Linked DNA regions of Homo sapiens: regions 1 and 2 are each linked to region 3. The links are chromatin contacts, found by Hi-C or POLR2A ChIA-PET in ENCODE. All regions are on one chromosome and are shown on one strand. The core of a region is the stretch at or near the end of the contact, and the rest is flanking DNA. Distances in the headings are between cores, read along the strand shown.

Region 1 (2,700 bases), core at 194-2,693, 5.9 Mb before region 3:
TTGCAGATCTGTAAGACTAACCTAAAATGTACTCAAAACACTGACAATTACATTTTGTTTAGCCACCTGGAAATTCCCCGGTGTTCAAGGATGCAAAGAGACTTCGTAGAACACAAGAGCATTTTAAACGGCTCAGAACGAATCTTTTGAAAAAGCCACATTCTACTATCTTTAAAACTGAGCACTGAGATCAATAGAAAAGTCTAACTACAGACACGAGCAACATCACGTGGAAAATGTCTGCCCTAGGAATTTTTACTGCCTTGACGAGGCCAGCGACTAGATGAGGTCTCTCCGAAAGCTCTTCAGCAGTTTTCCCCTGTCCACCCTTTCGCCTCCTCCCCGTGGAGAGCTCGTGGAAAGACGCGCGAGAGGGGGCCGGGTGTACAGGACTAGCACTTGCAGGCGGAAGACCAGGGCCACAACATGGCAGCAGGAACCTCCGCCCCGTTTTTCCCTTCCTGGGAACAAAAGAGCGGAGCATTCCTCCCACCCAGGCGCAAGTTAGGGAAGTGCTTCCGACAACCTCCCCGCGAGGCCCGGGTCGCTCGACGGGGAGGAGCAGCTGAGGCCACCCCCGCCAGCCCGGCGCCCAGCTCTTTGTTCTCCAAGCAGGAAGGCGGCCTCCTGCCCACCCGCCGCCTCCAAGCGGGCCCCCTCCTGCACCATAAATCCCCCCGGGACTGACAACCGCCTCGCCACGGCCTCCTCTGCTGACAAAAGGGGCAGAAATCATCACTCTCTCTTTCCTCCCCGACGAAGGGCAGCCCCTGCCGACTCCAGGTCCTACACACCTCCCCGCCGGGAGGCCAGGCTCCGGGACGCCTGCGGTTCCCTGGTCCCGCGCCAACGGCCTGGCCTTCCCTGCCGGCCCGCGTGCCTCCCGCCACGGCGCTAGCGGTCCGAGCCACGCTCCCTCGCCGTCCGAGCACAGCCGTGCCTCGGTCCGCCACGGCCTCGTCCCTGCAGGCGTCGGCCATCCGGCCATGACCGCACGGCGGCCTGGCCAACACTGACGTTTTCCTTCTACTCCGTCAGCAACAGGAAGAGAGAACAAAAGCCAAGACTTTCCAGGTATCTGAAGCGCAGAGGAAATGCTAAAAAAGGGTCGCCCCACCCGGCTCCGCCTGCGGCCGCCATTTTGTACCACTCGAGAAGAAGCGACCAGGGACGGCGGCCATTTTAGAGCGCTCCACTCGGCGGCGGCAGCGGCTCAACTCACCTTCACCGAGAACTCAGCAGCTGCCACCGCAGCTGCCTCCTCAGGATCCGGTCGTCGGGGATAGGGAAGGGAGGGGAAAGGGGAACGGAAAACAAAAAAAAGGGGGAGGGAAGGGGGAGGAAGGAGTCGGGGACGGCCTCAAACTCAGCTCAGAGGAGTCGCTGCTGCAGCCGCCACTCGGTACCCGCTGCCACCTCCATAGAGCTCCGACTCACTGCTGGCGCTAAGGCGTGTCTGAAGCCGAACTTATCACTCTTGGGGCAGCCGAACCCACCAGAGTCTCCCCGAATGGCTCCTTCGCCGCCCAATCAGCGGCCCGGTTGCCGTCTGCCACCAATCCGCGCAGGGCAGCGAGGAGGAGCCACAGGGCTGAGCTCGGTTGCGGCGCAGCCCCGCCGCAGTGCGCAAAGCCATATTCGCGAAGTCTCTGAGGCTGAGCCAGTGGCGTAAGGGGCGCCGAGCGCTGTCGAGATGAGGGTTGCGTGCGTAAAGCCGGAGAGCCCTTTTGAGTCTGCGTTGGCGTGGCTGCTGCTTCTTGCTCCAGTCCCTTTGTTCACTGAGTCCATATGCCATGCTCCAGTTGTATCATCCCCTTTTCCCTCGACCTCGTTTTCTCACCGGGAATATGGGAAGAAAACGCACCCTTACCTCCCCCGAACCCTGTGCGTGGCGAGTGAGCATTGCTTTTCTTGGCGCCCCTTGGAGCTGTGGCTGCCCTCGCGTGCCTGGCCTCTCCCGGGGCTGAGCCCTTCGGGTTGAGGCCTGGAGCCCCCGGGCGCAGCGCCGGGACACTACCCGGCTCCAGGTCCTCGGCTTCGGCAGCCTTAGGGAACCCAGAAAGTAGTGGGGAGGAGGCGAGACGTGCGCCCGGATGCCAAAGGGGAGCTTCATTCAGCTCCTTATTGGCCCACCCCCTGCAGAGTGAATGAGAAAGTGATGAAAGGAAGGGGTTGATTTTCTTCGAACCGCACAGAAGAAGCTGCTTTTCCCATAGGAATGTCCGGCTGGCGGTCACCGAGGAAAACACCCTGTGTGTCAGACTTCCGCGGGTGTTTGGAGGATTTCGAATTGCTAGCTCCTGTTTTTTTTTGTTTTTTGTTTGTTTAAGTGCACGTTAAACATTGTCAGTTGTGTATTTTCATTTTATTTAAGGTTCACCATAAGAAATAGGATTAAGCTTTTCAAAGCCGGCAAGTTGAACTATTTATACTTACCAGGTAATGTATTGATGAGTACCTTATTCCATCGTTTGCGACATTGTAGCTATACTAAAATGGAGTCATACTTCCATAAACTTAAACAACAAAAATGTCCCCATCTCCATTTTAACATGTAGTACTTTTACAGTGTATAGTCAAAGGCAAGAATGTGTGTGTTTTAACATGAATGACTTTTAAAGTGTTCAGTAAGAGGCAGGATTTTCAAAGACCCAAACTTAACCTTTGATGTGTCAAAACAGCTCTTGGTATTAGAGCACC
Region 2 (2,700 bases), core at 156-2,655, 5.9 Mb after region 3:
TCTTACAAATGGGCCTTCTATTAAAAAGCAAACTATTGCTAATTCCATGGCTTTAAGTGGAGTACTTCCAATCACTTCCTCTATCCAGAAAATCCGTGACACTACATGCCAGCTACTTTGCATATTTATAACTGTTTAATAAACTATTCAAAATTAGCATCTAAAATAATTATACTTTGGACACACGAAGGCATATATTTGGTGAGAACATTGTAATTTTCATTTTGTAAACTATATATTCTATATTCAAGTAATAACACAGCATTGCCTATACAGAACTGAGGCCTGCGCTGAGACCCAAAACTTGTCTTTTCCTAAATGCACCACTACGAAGAGCTAATAAGAGGTCTGTCCAGATGCTAAGACCAGGTACTTCAAAATCTCCATCCTGCGCTTTACAGGTCTCCAGGGCAGTTAGAACTTTATCTTTCAGAGGTGGAGGGGCCTGACAGAGGCTTTGAAACCTATTGTGCAACTCCTCCCAGGGCACATCTTGGGACTCAGTTCCAACCCAAATGCCTTTCTGAAGGTCATAGTGCAAACGTTGACCCCAGTCTGTTAGCAGACCCAGATAGACAGGAGACAGCGCTGGGTGGCGGCTAGTCACTAAAGTCAAAAGCCCGGCTGGGAGGGCGCGACAAAAGGCAGCAAAGACTTCCGAATTCCCCAGAAGCCAGTGGACTAGCACTTGGCTCCCCTCTCCAGGTGATTTGTGGATGCCGGGTTCCAACTCTTCTTGGGGCCGACGAGACAAAGGCGGCTGCAACAGCGCCACCGCTATCACCTTCAGGAAGTTGTTCTGAGGCAAGCGCTCCCACAGGCTGCTGAGAAACCTGGCGGGACGCTCCGCTTCGGCCTTCCCCACCTCCTGCAGACGCTCCAGCAGCAGCTCCGCCTGGGTCTTCATCAGAGAGTCCTCCTGGAGATTTGGGTTCTCTCTATAGCCATTGAAGCGCAGCATGTGCACCGCAGACCGCCGGCGGGCAAGGCGGGCCAGGCTCTCTTGGAGTGTCTCCTCATCGGCGTCCCGGACGCCCGGGCCGGGAAAGAGTTGCTGCACCAGGTGGTAACGAGCTGCATCCCCGAGGGCCCGGTTCTCCAGCAGGCGCAGAGAGAGCAGGACGTCACAGTGACCGAGGGCCTGGAAGTTCGCTAATCCCGGAACTGGACCCCGCCCAAAGCCGCCCTCTTGCCTCCACTGGTTGTGCAGCCGCCGCTCCAGAGCCGTGCGAATGGGGCCATGCCGACCAAAGCGCCGATGGATGTGGCGCAGGTAGCGCGCCCACTGCAAGGCCCGGCGCACGGTGGCGGGGTCCCAGGTGCTGACGTAGGTAGTGCTTGAGACCGCCAGAAGCTCGGAAAAGCGATCCAGGTGCTGCAGAAGGGATTCCATGAGGTGCGCGAAGGCCCTACTTCCGCTTTCACCTTGGAGACGGCGACTCTCTGCGTACTGATTGGAACATCCGCGAAATGATACGCCTCTCTGCAATGCTATTGGTCGAAATGCATGTCAATCTCCCAGCGTCTTTATCCGTGTTCCTTGACTCTGGGCAACTTAAAAGCCCTAATACTTTTACTTTCGCCACACAAAGAGGTTCTTCTTAGTGGAGGGAGAGCAGATGTAGGGCATCCTACCGAGAATTTCCGGAACCACGTGCGAGATGATGCCAGTCATGAACGTCTCCGCGCTTCCTTTCGCTTTGGAAATATCCTTAAGTAGAAATTTTCTGAGCTTTGCCTAAAACTAGAATCTGTGTTGAGGTTTTTCAAAATTAAGTAACGCCAGAGACATACTGTGACGTGAGGAAACGCTCTTAAATGAAATTTTAAGATCTATTTGAGAAACATGTACTAAAAATGTACTGACCTCCTATTAATGCCAGGCGCTATGCTGAATTCTGGGCCTTCACATTGTCCTTCCATTATTAGAACTGAAGCCCAGATTATTTGAAACAAAAAATAAACTTCAATAATTTATTAAAATTTGCAAAGGAACAAAATTTTACTTCACAATTGTACATTTCGTTTTCGTAATTTTTAGGACAAAATAGCTTAATTGACTCTTCTGTCATACAAATAATCAGCTGAAGGAAATGGCATTTAAGAGCATCGAACAATAATAAATGTTTGATTAAATAAAAACCGTGACAAGAGAGTAGGGAGGAGAAGGTCCTATGTCGCTCACTGATGCACTTAACAAACATTTGTCAACTCCTAGGAGTTGCATTCTGTACAAAATGCACAACAATTCTTACTTAAGTTCATAATATAGTAATTCATTTGAGCTGAATTTCCTTCCAGTCCTAAAGACACAGCCAAAACTATTCGAAAAGTGGGGGAAGGTGTTTTGTTTTGTACTTTAACAAAAAGGGGAAGAGAAACAAATTTAAAAGAGGGGAAGAGTCATTTTTCATTTATTAAAATAAGCATTCCTACACCTTTTAGAAAGTAAAGCAGTGATGTGCATGCTGTTAATTCAGATTTATGCATTTATTTATTTATTTTGAAACGGAGTCTCATTCTGTCGCCCAGGCGCGGCCAATTTTTGTATTTTTAGTAGAGATGGGATTTCACCTTATTGGTCAGGCTGGTCTCGAACTTCTGACCTCAAGTGATCCTCCCGCCTCGGCCTCCCAAAGTGCTGGGATTAGAGGCGTGTGCCACCGCGCCCGGCTATTATTTGATTTTTATTAGTTATCT
Region 3 (2,700 bases), core at 79-2,578:
GCCTCAGCCTCCCGAGTAGCTGGGATTAGAGGCATGTGCCATCATGCCAGGCTAATTTTTGTATTTTTAGTAGAGACGTGGTTTCACCATGTTGATCAGGCTGGTCTCGAACTCCTGACCTCGTGATCCACCCGCCTCAGCCTCCCAAAATGCTGGGGATTACAGGCCTGAGCCATGGCGCCAGGCCTAATTTTTGCTTAAAAAAAAAAAAAATCACATTTGTATTCAAGGTGAGAAAGCTTCAGAATTATTAAGGACAAGGATTCTGACAGAAAGTTAAGTTCAGACCTGGTTACAAATTCAGACACCTTAATAAAGTAGGAGATAGTCTTCAGTATCTGAACAATAAATAGCTTTAAATGCAGGGCTTTTTGAGTAGAGGAGTGATCACTTGAATCTGGAGAGAGGGCGAGAAATGGGGAGGGATTGCTAACGGGCATTGGGGTTCCTTTTGGAGTGGTGAAACTTCTTGGAATCAGAGGTGACAGCTGCACACGATTGTGAATGTACTAAGTGACAGTGGATTGTACACTTTTTAAAAAATGGTTAATTTTATATGTGAATTTAACCTCAATAATTACTTTTTTTAAAAAAGAAAAAAAATAGAGGCTTTTGTGGCAGGGATGGACTTTGCTTGGTGAAGGCCCCTACTGTAACGGTGCCCAGACATCCACAGCGAGGTCAGTGAGGAGCACTCCCACCTCACACAAAGCCATATGAAAACTTAACAGATTTCCCTCAGCTAAATCCCCGTTTTCAACAACCGCCAATTAGCCAACATTTAACAACATACTGAACTCATTTCTGTATGGGAAAACAGCGAAATATTCATGAAAACATTTAGAAAGCAGCATCACCGACCACCTAGAAATCCCCTGCGCGCAATAGAGAACACCAGGGTGGAAATGGTAGAAGCCATTTTTGGTTAAGGTTTTTGTCCTGGGTGGAGGGTATTCGTGAGGATTCAGTCAGCCTCAAACATTACATTTAAACATAGGTGCCTAGCTACGATGATACATTTGCCAGTAGGGCAGCGTTGCACGGTGAAAGGCAAAAACCCCTCTAAGCCTCCTCCTGTGGCGACAAAGCTCTCGGCCAACGCTCACCGCCATACACATCCGCGGGAACGCTTCCTCCACCAGCCGAAGGCGGGGCCTCTGAGGGCACTCCCGCCACACAGCGCGAATTGAGCCTCGGGGCTTCCTGGGAATTGTAGTTTTAGTCACGGACACATCTTTTTTATTCGGGCCAGTATGCAATGAATCAGAAAACTACAACTCCCAAAGTGCCCCGGGGCGGCGAGGGGCCGCAACGGTGACGACTGTGGCAGAGAAGGCCCGGAGGGGCTCTGCGTTCTGTAGTGGCGCTGCTTGGGCCCTTGGCGGATTGTAAGCTGCTGGTTTTGCGGCTGGGAAGAGCGGCGAGAGGGTTCGGCATTTTTCGTCGGGATCCCCGCAAGGATGAGTGCTGCCAGAGAGTCTCACCCGCATGGGGTGAAGCGTTCAGCCTCCCCAGACGACGATGTAAATAATAATGGCGGAGTGGCTGAGGGTTGAGGCCTACTAAAGCCTGGAGTAGGCCGGGAAGGGTGGTTGGAGGAGGACGCGCCTGAGGTGGCCTGCAGCGGGAGAGCCCAGGGAAGAAACCAGAAGAATGAGTGGGAAATGCCTCCCTTAATCTTTATGAGGGTCAGAAGGTTTGAAGAGGCCCACACGCTGAGAGCCGGAGACCTGCGTAGGAAGGGGGATTGAGGAAGGAAATTCTGAGAGGGTCGAGGAGTGAAAGAGCTTAGTCAAGGGATTTCGTACGTGCGTTTTGGGGGGCCGATGAGAGTGCTTTCTCGGGCCTTTGTACTCAGTATAGAGACGGCAAGACTCTCCCTGTTTTGGGTTCTAAATGTTCCCGTGACAATGTCGAAATGTTCGTGCACGTTTGTACAGATTTTTCCTGCCTGGATGATTTTTACAATGTGCTGTTGAGAGTTAACTTTAGCTGCACTAGTAAGGGTAAACCGAGAACAGTATTGAGCCGAAAATTGTGCCACGGGTGTAATTTGGTACTGGCTCTGGTGGTGAGGTCTAAGACGTTGAGACCTAGAAGCCCATTTTGATGTCGGATATTAATACCTCGTTCTTCTTACCTCGTCTCCCCATCAAATGCCGTTCCCTTCCTCAGCCCTCACCTCATAGGTTTTAATAGCAAACGGTTTATCCCTTAAAGTAACCCGTTAAATATTTACTGCACTGCCGGGTGTTGGGAATTCGGAGAGAAATATGATGCTTATTTTAGGCCTTTTTGTATATTTGTCCTAGCTCCTAGCCCAGTGTCATGGAAACGGTAGGTAACCAGTAAACGTAAAACTAGGTCCTTCATACAATGGATAAGTGTCTTGGCAACGTTGATGGGGAAAATTGTTGGAGAGAGCGCGGAGAGGTCATCTTTAAGGAAGATGAAGGGATATCTAGGTTTTTTTTCGGTTTTGTTTAAAGTACTGTCAATTTCTGAATACATAGAGCTTTAAATTTTTCGATAGTGCATTTCAACGCTCTTCATAAAATTTTAAAAGCCCACTGAATACTACTTTGTAGCAAATGAGATAATGTTAAGACCTACCCCTCTGATGGGAGGTGGGGCGAGGACCGGAATATTAAGGATCTTTAAAGGAATCGACTTCAGCTCTGCAGAAAGATTAGCAATCAG

The links. A loop is a pair of places that touch in the nucleus more often than their neighbours do. ChIA-PET counts read pairs that join two places held with the same protein, here RNA polymerase II (POLR2A). Pooled maps may share reads with other maps.
Region 1: a loop to region 3 is called in a pooled map, with 18 times the contacts of the local background. The contact joins the promoter of EIF4G2 here to the promoter of C11orf58 in region 3. A Hi-C loop is called at or near these places in 6 of 50 pooled maps. POLR2A ChIA-PET finds 5 or more read pairs at or near these places in 2 of 52 experiments (CD4-positive, alpha-beta T cell and GM12878).
Region 2: a loop to region 3 is called in a map of CD4-positive, alpha-beta T cell, with 29 times the contacts of the local background. The contact joins the promoter of FANCF here to the promoter of C11orf58 in region 3. A Hi-C loop is called at or near these places in 6 of 168 maps with a recorded cell type or tissue (B cell, CD4-positive, alpha-beta T cell, CD8-positive, alpha-beta T cell and 1 more) and 14 of 50 pooled maps.

The regions. Positions count from the first base shown.
Region 1 is chr11:10,807,483-10,810,182 of GRCh38, forward strand. EIF4G2 (eukaryotic translation initiation factor 4 gamma 2) reads right to left here and starts at 1,444. Exons shown (of 22, transcript NM_001418.4): 1 at 1,223-1,444. LOC101928053 (a long non-coding RNA gene) reads left to right here and starts at 1,815. Exons shown (of 3, transcript NR_120540.1): 1 at 1,815-1,884; 2 at 2,375-2,439. RefSeq lists enhancers at 217-296, 1,027-1,286, 1,797-1,846, 1,922-2,528 and a silencer at 1,567-1,616.
Region 2 is chr11:22,624,418-22,627,117 of GRCh38, forward strand. FANCF (FA complementation group F) reads right to left here and starts at 1,406. Exons shown (of 1, transcript NM_022725.4): 1 at 1-1,406. The coding sequence starts at 1,393. The coding sequence ends at 269. It also overlaps a transcript of GAS2 not described here. RefSeq lists enhancers at 296-455, 466-515, 896-1,105, 970-1,869, 1,196-1,385.
Region 3 is chr11:16,737,319-16,740,018 of GRCh38, forward strand. C11orf58 (chromosome 11 open reading frame 58) reads left to right here and starts at 1,329. Exons shown (of 5, transcript NM_014267.6): 1 at 1,329-1,523. The coding sequence starts at 1,461. It also overlaps a transcript of SOX6 not described here. RefSeq lists an enhancer at 1,203-1,832.